Linked DNA regions of Homo sapiens: region 1 is linked to region 2. Evidence: read pairs that join two places in POLR2A ChIA-PET (ENCODE). Cell type or tissue: CD4-positive, alpha-beta T cell. All regions are shown on one strand. Region 1 overlaps DDHD1 (DDHD domain containing 1). Region 2 overlaps DDHD1 (DDHD domain containing 1).

Evidence for each region. ChIA-PET counts read pairs that join two places held together with the same protein. Peaks named below come from ENCODE experiments on the same cell type or tissue, not always from the same donor. Only the 100,000 strongest peaks of a DNase experiment are listed, where the experiment ranks them.
Region 1: POLR2A ChIA-PET joins it to region 2 with 5 read pairs; 3 of 35 experiments call an interaction of 5 or more read pairs at or near these places.

What each region holds. Positions count from the first base shown.
Region 1 is chr14:53,058,287-53,063,286 of GRCh38, forward strand. It overlaps DDHD1 (DDHD domain containing 1), which reads right to left. Exons shown (of 13, transcript NM_001160148.2): 7 at 4,657-4,919; 8 at 2,840-2,915; 9 at 191-340. Among named protein-coding and RNA genes, the nearest start is that of DDHD1, 93 kb to the right of the region's middle. In CD4-positive, alpha-beta T cell, no CTCF peak of the experiment used is centred here; no DNase peak of the experiment used is centred here.
Region 2 is chr14:53,124,284-53,129,283 of GRCh38, forward strand. The region is part of intron 1 of DDHD1 (DDHD domain containing 1); the gene reads right to left. Among named protein-coding and RNA genes, the nearest start is that of DDHD1, 27 kb to the right of the region's middle. In CD4-positive, alpha-beta T cell, no CTCF peak of the experiment used is centred here; no DNase peak of the experiment used is centred here; H3K4me3 peaks cover 633 bases; H3K27ac peaks cover 351 bases.

The sequences.
Region 1 (5,000 bases), 66 kb before region 2:
GTATTTTTAGTAGAGATGAGGTTTCACCACATTGGTCAGGCTGGTCTTGAACTCCTGACCTCAGATGATGCGCCCGCCTCAGCCTCCCAAAGTGCTGGGATTACAAGCGTGAGCCACTGTGCCCAGCTGATAGATTCTTTTTAGGAACAATTTGACATTGAGAAAAAAAAGAGTCTATATTGCAACTCACCACTGGATCTGTAGGATGAAAAATATTTAGTAACCGGTTACAAATCTCTCTAGGCAAAATATGGTCTTGACTTCCAGTATTTCCTGGGCGGATGCCACGCAACGCCAAGAAAACTGCTAATGGGGATCCCATACAGAAGAAATTCTCAACCTAAAATGATAAAGTCATCTTAAAGTTTAAAAATGGTGAAGTGTTATCTTTCAACAAAATTTGGGCATAACGTAATATATGGCAAAATACAAATAATAAAATATCTTTGAGTATATTCGTTTTTAATAAGAGTTATCCAGATGGGCTCTGCCAACCATTAACCATTCTAGAATAATCTATTTCCATGAGATACTTCATTATCTTTAAATCTAATACAAGTTGAATAAAAGGAAGATAAGGATCATTTTCTTATATATTTGTATACACAAATCAAATATTTATTGAGGTACTACTTTGTGTGAAGTAATACACTCGGTGCTGTGATAGATATAAAGACCAGTAAGACACAGCTTCTGCACTCAAAATTTACAGTCCTGTGGGGAAAGCAGAATAAAATACGTGCATAACAGAGGGAAATAATGCTTTAAGAGAGTGAAAAAAATAATTCCAACTTTGAAGGCTTTACAGAGGAGGTAGCATATGCATTGGCCAGTAAAAGACGAGAAAGGTTTCTACAGCTGGGGTTGGATATTGGTGCTGGAAAGAATAACATTCCAGGCTGATAGAACCAAATGAACTAAAGCCAAGGTGGGAAATAACTTGGTTTATTTTATTTCATTTATTTATTTATTTTTTGAGACCGAGTCTCGCTCTGTCACCCAGGCTGGAGTGCAGTAGTGCGATCTCAGCTCACTGCAAGCTCCGCCTCCTGGGTTCACGCTATTCTCCTGCCTCAGCCTCCTGAGTAGCTGGAACTACAGGCGCCCGCCACCACGCCCAGCTAATTTTTTTGTATTTTTAGTAGAGATGGGCTTTTACTGTGTTAGTCAGGATAGTCTCGATCTCCTGACCTCGTGATCCGCCCACCTTAGCCTCCCAAAGTGCTGGGATTACAGGTGTGAGCCACCGTGCCCAGCCATAACCTGGTTTATTTTTGAGAATAAAAATAGTCTGATAGGCTGGGTGCGGTGGCCCACGCCTGTAATCCCAGCACTTTGGGAGGCCGTGGCGGGCGGATCACGAGGTCAGGAGTTCGAGACCAGCCTGGCCAACATGGTGAAACCCCGTCTCTACTAAAAATACAAAAATTAGCTGGGCGTGGTGGCGGGCACCTGTAATCCCAGCTACTCGGGAGGCTGAGGCAGGAGAATCACTTGAATCGGAGGGGCGGAGGTTGCAGTGGGCCAAGATCACGCCACTGCACTCCAGCCTGGGTGACAGAGCAAGACTCTGTCTCAAAAAAAAAAAAAAAAAAAAAAAAAAGTAATGATAGTAGAGATGAAATGCAAATTCTACAATGGGATCACTCCAAAGACCATACTCTTACGGCTTTTAAAAATATGTTATAACTTACCATATTGTTTTACAATGTATGGTATATATTTTTTTTAAAAAAACACTTTGTAAGTAATGGAGATAGATTCAATTTAAAAACTCTTAACGTTTTAAAGAAATTTCTGCATCATTCCACATCTTAACCTGTGTGTTAAGTTCTTGTGAGAAAAGAAACACATTTCAAGAAGAGGTAATACAGTATACTAGACATGAGCAAATACTCAACAGGAAATGAGTATTAGGAAACTTATGACATTTCCCATTTAACACTGCAAGCAAGTTATTTGTTATTCAGCTATAGGGTATGTCCTTTCCAATAGTCTAGTCAATGCTGACACCTCTGCCACATTTTCCTAAATCACTGCTTTCAACAGGTCATTCTAATACTTAAAAACCCTGCAAAGCTTCCCAATGCCTATATCAATGTAAGTTCCTTATTTCTAGCTATTCCTGCTCTCTCACTGCCTCCTTGTCCTGACTTCTGTATATTATAGCTAAACTAAGTTTGCTCACACAGCTCCAAGCTAACCTGTGCACCTCTGTCTTGTGCTTTTGTCATATATTGTTCATCCATTGAAATGTCAGCTTTCCATCCCTGGAATCATTACTCATATACTTCCTCTGATTTTTTTCTCACCACTGACCAACTAGGTGGTCATTAAGATTTCTTAATTCTAAATAGTAAATATTTCTCATCTGTCTCTATTTTTCTTTACCACTATTCTAGATTAGCTGATGTTTCTTGAGGTATATGAAGTTACAGCCCTCTATGCCTTTGTTTATGCCATTCCTCTTAAACAGAATAGCATCTCTCCTTTCTTTCACTTGGCAATATCTAATTTACTGAGACCAAGTACAAATATCACTCCTTTGTAAACTTTTGCAGGCAAAATTAGAACCTCCCTCTCCTGTACATATATTGTTCTGTATACTGATAATAGCATCAATAATACTGTGCCATATAACCTGAGGACTGGGGAACTGACTTGTCTATTCTTTTCTTTGTACAACCAGAAATGGCAGTGTCCAACATATAGTATATGTTGAATAAATATTTATTTTGAAAGAACAATAAACTTTCATTTGAATCCTAAAGGCATATTTCACATGACGTTAAAAAAAATACTGAGATCAATGTTGAAGAACACATTGCTCTTTCCTTACCTTAAATTTTAAGGCAGGTGTTTGTGTCATAGATGATGCTTTCAATCCGTGAAGCCGTTCTTCTATTTCCTTCAGCCTAAGAAGGGGTATGAGATTATATACACACACGTATTTATAATTTCATAAATATTAGATGCTTGCTAGCTTACTAAAGTATAAAGACGCAGATGATGGCCCACTATCCCTCACATTAATCCTGGTTGACAGTATTTAATAAATGTCTCTGCCACAGTACAGAAAGTATATAAAAATTTATGAAATAATTAGTAAAGTACCGCTAGTTGTCATGATACCTGCTGTTAACAGCTTTTTTGTAGTAAAATGTGAGTCATATACAAGCACATATACATCTTTTAAAAAATTATACCAAATGGTTAATACCATATATACTGTTCTCTCTTTTCTATACTTAAGAGTTTAGAGATCTTTTCATTTCATTGCCTCCTGACCTACTTCAATTTTTTTTTTGTAACAACTATGACTGTCCAAAATACAGGTGAACCATATAGTCTAACCCTTCTGTTGATGAACATCATTTTCAATTACAATGTTTCATAGCTACTTACATTTAGTAAACTATGGAATTAAGTTATTATTATCATTATTATTTTTTAAAAGCTATAGTTGGCCAGGCGCAGTAGCTTATGTCTGGAATCCCAGCACTTTGGGAGGCTCAGGTGGGTGGATCACTTAAGGTCAGGAGTTCAAGACCAGCCTGGCCAACATGGTGAAATCTCATCTCTACTAAAAATACAAAAATGAGCCGGGCGTGGTAGCAGTTGCCTGTAATCCCAGCTACTGGGGAGACAGGGGCAGGAGAATCACTTGAACCTGGAAGACAAGAGGTTGTAGTGAGCTGAGACCGTGCCACTGCACTCCAGCCTGGGCAACAGAGCAAGACTCCGTCTCCAAAAAAAAAAAAAAAAAAAAAAATTTGTTATTTTCCATGCTTTTTTTTTCTTTTTTTAAAGTTTTACTGGATTTATACATCTAAAATGCTGCTCCGAGTATTGCCAAACATGACATTTTATTTCAAACCTGTCAATTATTTTGACACTATAATATTTGTGTGTCTAGCCTATGGTACTTAATAAGATTCTAAATGAAATCCTTAGTTAACATCTGTAAGACAAAAACAAAACTAGTAAAAATTTTAGTCAATTAGCACATTTGTTTTAATATGCTAGTAAATTATCAAAATGAGTGATTTTTCATTTTTATATTAGAATTAATCATATAAAGAGAACAAAGAAGATAAGGCATGTAACTAGAGATGAAGATAGGAATGCAGCAAAGAATTAAAAGATAGTATCAGGAGGGCCACAAATGATTAAATAATAAAATCTTATAATTATATAACACATATAATTATGTTTATACATATAACATGTAAAAAAATATATTTGCTTAAAAAAAGCACTTAAAAATTATTTTCAGAATAATAAGAAAGGTAGAAACCCACCTCAAAAGGTCAGTAAAACTACAAAGGATTATAAACTGGTAAACATTTTCAATAAGGATTCTATGCAGTGACTAAGCTTGGAATAAGTTTTAAATTTCACTCCTAACAAACTGTGAAGAAACGATGAAAGGAAAACAAGGAGAATAACAAAAGAATTTATTTTATGCTACAGGAAAATGCATGTAATTAGCATGAAAATCAACAGTCTCCAGCTTGATTAGGCATGCTATATAGTAATCTTTGTATCTTGAACAATGCATTATTTCTTTATCATGAAATTCTTAGTTTTCTCGTAAGAGGTCCAGTAATTCCATAAAGACATTTAAAAATTTTTCAAAAGATGAGGATATTTTACCGTCGTTTAGTTATATAGAGTTCATCAAGAAGATGTCGTTCTTCATAGCTCATCCATCGTTCATCAGGCAACTCTTCTTCCTTTTGCAGCAACTGTTCATACAGCCGAACTGGATTCCAGCCAGTCATTATGTCATAAGTAATTACACATCCCAAGGAATGTGATACTATTGAGACTTTACCCCCTTTTTCTTCAAAGTCTGGATTCCGAGAACAGAAAAGGGAATACAATCGATTCAGCTCTTGCTGAAGGCCTTTAACTAGCTGTTTGAAATAAGAAAACATTATCATATTAGACTTGTCACTGACTACTATACACTTATTCTAAACTCAAATACATTAAGG
Region 2 (5,000 bases):
AATTGGTAAATGGAATGAAAGGTAGTAACTTAGGATCTAGCATCAAAATGCTACCTTGCATTAGAATACCTGAATACTTGTTCATTCACTAGCTAGAAACTGTAATCTAAAAGAATAATGCAGGACAAAAGTAATTAATCATTATCCTAATAATTATTTAGCTTGGCTGCTAAGTTGGATAGTAGTTAGCAATTATATAGAATTTTATCTTACATAAAAAATACCTATACCTCAAAATATAACTGGGATCGCATTTGAAAATAACAGTCATGCTAAGAATACTAAATAATGCTTCAACAAGGGATAATGTCAATAGTATTTACAAACCACTTTGATAGAGGTAAAGAATTCCGGACAATGTAAGTATACCCTAAATACCATTTACTAATTTTGATTCAAGAAACAAGGCTGTAAGGGTTTTAAAACCTGCATATATGTCTTAGTGCTTCAGCAGTGTAGCTGTAAAATTAATGAAAAGATTTATTGTCTCTGTATTAGTTAGCTAGGGCTGCTGTACAAAATACTAAAGATTGAGCGGCTTAAACAACAGTAATTTATTATCTCATAGTTCTAGATGCTATAAGTCCAAGATTAAGGTGTCAGCAGGTCTGGTTTGATCTAAGGCCTCTCTCCTTGGCTTGCAGATGGTCATCTTCTTGCTGTGTCTTCTTATGGCCTTTCCTCTGCGTGTGTGGGTGTGTGGGTGTGTCTCTCGTGTCTCTGTGTGCCCAAATTCCCTCCTCTTGTGAAGACACCAGTCAGACTGGATTAGGGAAGTTTAGGACCTACCCTAAATGTCTCAATTTAACTTTATCACCTCTTTTATAGGTCTTATCTTCAAATACTGTCACAATCTGAGGTATCAGGGCAAGGACTCCAACATAAGACTCTTAGCCTTTTTGCAAATTTTAATTCATGGAGGTAGCTTTTATATATTCTCAATTCTTTGCATCTCAATTTGGAGAAGAGACTTTAAATCACAGGCCATTTTATATCAACTCTTCCAAGTTTAATATTTTGGTGGATCTAGGCAATGCAGAATTTTATATGCTTAGGGAAAAATTTCTCTCTAGGTACTTAGCTAAGAAAAAAAATATTTGATATAACCTGCATAGATATGGAAGAAAAACCTTGCTAAATAAAATGGAGTATACAACCGTAAAACAGTTGTCTGAATTTTCAGTGTTGATTTTAGCTTAGTAGATACAATCAATTCCACACTGATTATAGCCATTCTATCAGATTATTAAAATCAAAAGAATATGTATTAACATAGTTGAAACTTTTAATATCAGCACAGTGTCATTCAAACTTTTCTATTTTCTCTTTCTACTCTACATATTTTCCATGATTTAAACCTGTGGTTTCTAAACCTGGCCTATAGTCAGAATCACCTGAGGAATTAAATTAAAAGATGGATTTTTTTTTTTTTTTTTGAGATGGAATCTCGCCCTGTCACCCAGGCTGGAGGGCCATGGTGTGATCTTGGCTCATTGCAACCTCCGCCTCCTGGGTTCATATGATTCTCCTGCCTCAGTCTCCCGAGTAGCTGGGATTACAGGTACCCACTACCATGCCCGGCTAATTTTTTGTATCTTTAGTAGAGACAGGGTTTCACCATGTTGACCAGGCTGGTCTCGAACTCCTGACCTCGTGATCTGCCTGCCTTGGCCTCCCAAAGTGCTGGGATTACAGGCGTGAGCCACCGCGCCCAGCAAAGATGGATTTTTTAAGATTCCTTCCCAAACTTAATAAACCAGTCTCTGAAGATAGGGTCCAGAAATATGTACTTTAAGTTCTTCAAGTTATATATCACAAAACACAGTCCTTGCATAAGTGATCACTGGTTCCCAACTAGTTAAAAACAGTTAATTCTCTAAATCTGATCATTTACCCAAGGTAAAAATATTTTCAGTATTTTTATGTATACATATTTACAAATTATGTATATATATTATTGTTCTAAAATGTTTGATTCATTATGATACACAAAAATAGAAAAATTGAAAGGGTGAAATAGAAGTGAATATGAATTCAAACATTTTCATTATAATACATCTAAATGTAGTGTCTGCATACCCTATTTTACTCTTTTTGAGACAGGGTCTCACTCCCATCTCCCAGGCTAGAGTGCAGTGCAGTGGAGCAATCACGGGTCACTGCAGCCTCGACTTCCCGGGCTCAGGTAATCCTCCCACTTCAGCTCCCAAGTAGCTGGGACTACAGGCATGCGCCACCATCCCCAGCTAATTTTTTGTATTTTTAGTAGAGATGGGGTTTCATCATGTTATCCAGGATGCTCTTGAACTCCTGGGCTCAAGCAATCCATCCACCTTGGCCTCCCAAAGTGCTGGGATTATAGGCATGAGCCACCCACCCGGCTGATGTAACATCTTTCTTTAAGACTCATATCAAGCATCAATTTCTCTGGAAAGCTTTTTACTTGACGTAGAAGTGGTCATTCCCATCTTTTTTTTTACCTAGTAAATATTAACTATTTGTTGAATTAATGAAATTAAAGTTTTGAAAAAATGTATTGAAAGAAAACAATTCACGTTACAAAAGAGAAGCACAGCGTTTAGAAGATGGCAAACAAATGTCAGACTGTCAAAATAGTTACTAGTCAGGAGGATTAACTAGCTATAAATAAAACAATCACGTGAGAATTTAAGCTCTAACGGGTTGAAATCAAAAGAGAAACTAAAATTTTTTAAAAAAGAACAGAGAAAAAGGAGAAAAAGATTTGTGTAGTCAAAATTCATAATGCTAACAAGCACAGATGTAAACGCTTGAACATATGTTTTTTTAAAAAAGCAGAAGAAACACTTAAGAAACTAAAGTTACCAGACAATTGAGAAATTTATTTAGAAAATCATCAAACAGGAGGAATACATAGCAATAAAGTTGAGTGAGGAAATTTTACACAGGTTACAAAATAATCCAGGATATTAAGTATTATTGGCAACCTAAGCTTCATTATCTGCTCAAATCGTGTAAACAGTGAAGTTGCAGACTGTACAACAGTAGAAAAAGAACTGGGTTAAGGACTCAGGAGGCCTAGCCTAAAATTCCAGTTCACCCCTTAACCTCTCTGAGCCTCAGCTTATCATCTATAACATGAAGATATTGTCTCACTGCAGGGTTACAATGGGGATTAATAAAATAATGTATGTGAAAGTACTTTGTAAACTACAAAATCTCATGCCAAATTATGGCATTATTTTAATTTGTGGAATATTGTTTGAAGTTTCTAAATCCACATGCAGTAGTTACACACAGCTACATCAAGACTAACCGTGAAGAATCCTCAGCCATTTGGTAGAACTAAACACCATTTTCCCCACCAAGTCTTCTAAAATAAAAACCTTATGCCATGACAGCTGGAGAAGGAAGCCCAGAGAATCAAAAAACAAATACATACTAAGACCTGAAGGTAAGATCGCTACAGACACACAATGACTGGCAAGCTAACTCAATGCTCTGATTTACTTCCTGGTGTTATTAGTAAAAGGTAGGTCTTTTTATGTGAAAATAGATCCTTAAGAGTCTGTTTTTACATTGAGTTGTATAGTTGTATGAACCAAGACAGAATAAGAAAGGTGGAATGACATGGTTTGGCCATGTCCCCACCCAAAATCTCATCTTGAACTGTAATTCAAATTGTAATCTTCACGTGTTGGGGGAGGAACCTCATGGGAGGTGAACAGAACACGCGGGTGGTTGCCCCATGCTATTCTGACAGTGAGTTCTCACGAGATCTAATGGTTTTATAAGGGGCTTTCCCCTCTTCGCTCTATATTTCTCTCTCCTCCTACCATGTGAAGAAGGACGAGTTTGCTTCCCTTTCCACCATGATTGTAAGTTTCCTGAGGCCTCCCCAGCCACGTGGAACTGTGAGTCAATTAAACCCCTTTCCTTTATAAATGACCAAGTCTTGGATATTTCTTCATAGCAGCATAAGAATGGACTAATATATGGAGACTAAGGATCTGTCTTAGTCCATCTAGGCTGCTGTAATAAAATACCATAAAGTTGGTAGCTTTTAACAATGGAAACTTATGTCTCACATCTCTGGAGACTGCCAAGTCTAAGATCAAGGCACCAGCAGATTTGGTGTCTGGTGAGGGTCCACTTTCTGGTTCATTGTGCCTTCTCACTGTGCCCTCACATGGTGGAAGTGGGGAAGGAGCAGGGTGTTAATGCGATTCACAGGACTCTGCCGTATGACCTTATCACTTCCCAAAGGCCCCACTTCCCCAATACCATCACCTAGAGGTTTAGTATTTCAACATACAAATTTTGGGGAGATATTAACCTTCAGTCCACTGTAGGAGCATAAGAAATTAAGTGCAACAGCTGGTTCAGTTAGGCCATATGTATTATGTCAGCAAAAAAGGGCCAGAAGCCAACAGTTCTGATACAAAAGTCTATCACTTCTACCTACAGCCCATAACTGCATAATGTCAGGCCTCTGAGCCCAAGCTGAGCCATCATATCCCCTGTGACCTGCAGGTATACATCCAGATGGCTTGAAGCAACTGAAGAACCACAAAAGATAACATTCCACCATTGTGATATGTTCCTGCCCCACCCTAACTGATCAACTGACCTTATGACAATACACCCTCCCTGCCCTTGTGATAATGCACTTTGTGATATTCCCCTGCTCTTAACAAGGTACTTTATAATATTCTCCCTGCCCTTGAGAATGTACTTTGTGAGATCCACCCCTGGCCCACCTATCCCAAACCTATAAGAACTAATGATAATCCCACCACAATTTGCTGACTCCTTTTTCAGACTCAGCCAACCTGCACCCAGGTGAAATAAACAGCCTTGTTGCTCACACAAAGCCTGTTGGTGGACTCTCTTCAAATGGACGTGCATGACATTTGGTGCCGAAGACCCGGGACAGGGGGACTCCTTTGGGAGACCAGCCCCCTGTCCTTGCCCTCACTCCGTGAGGAGATCCACCTATGACCTCAGGTCCTCAGACCAAC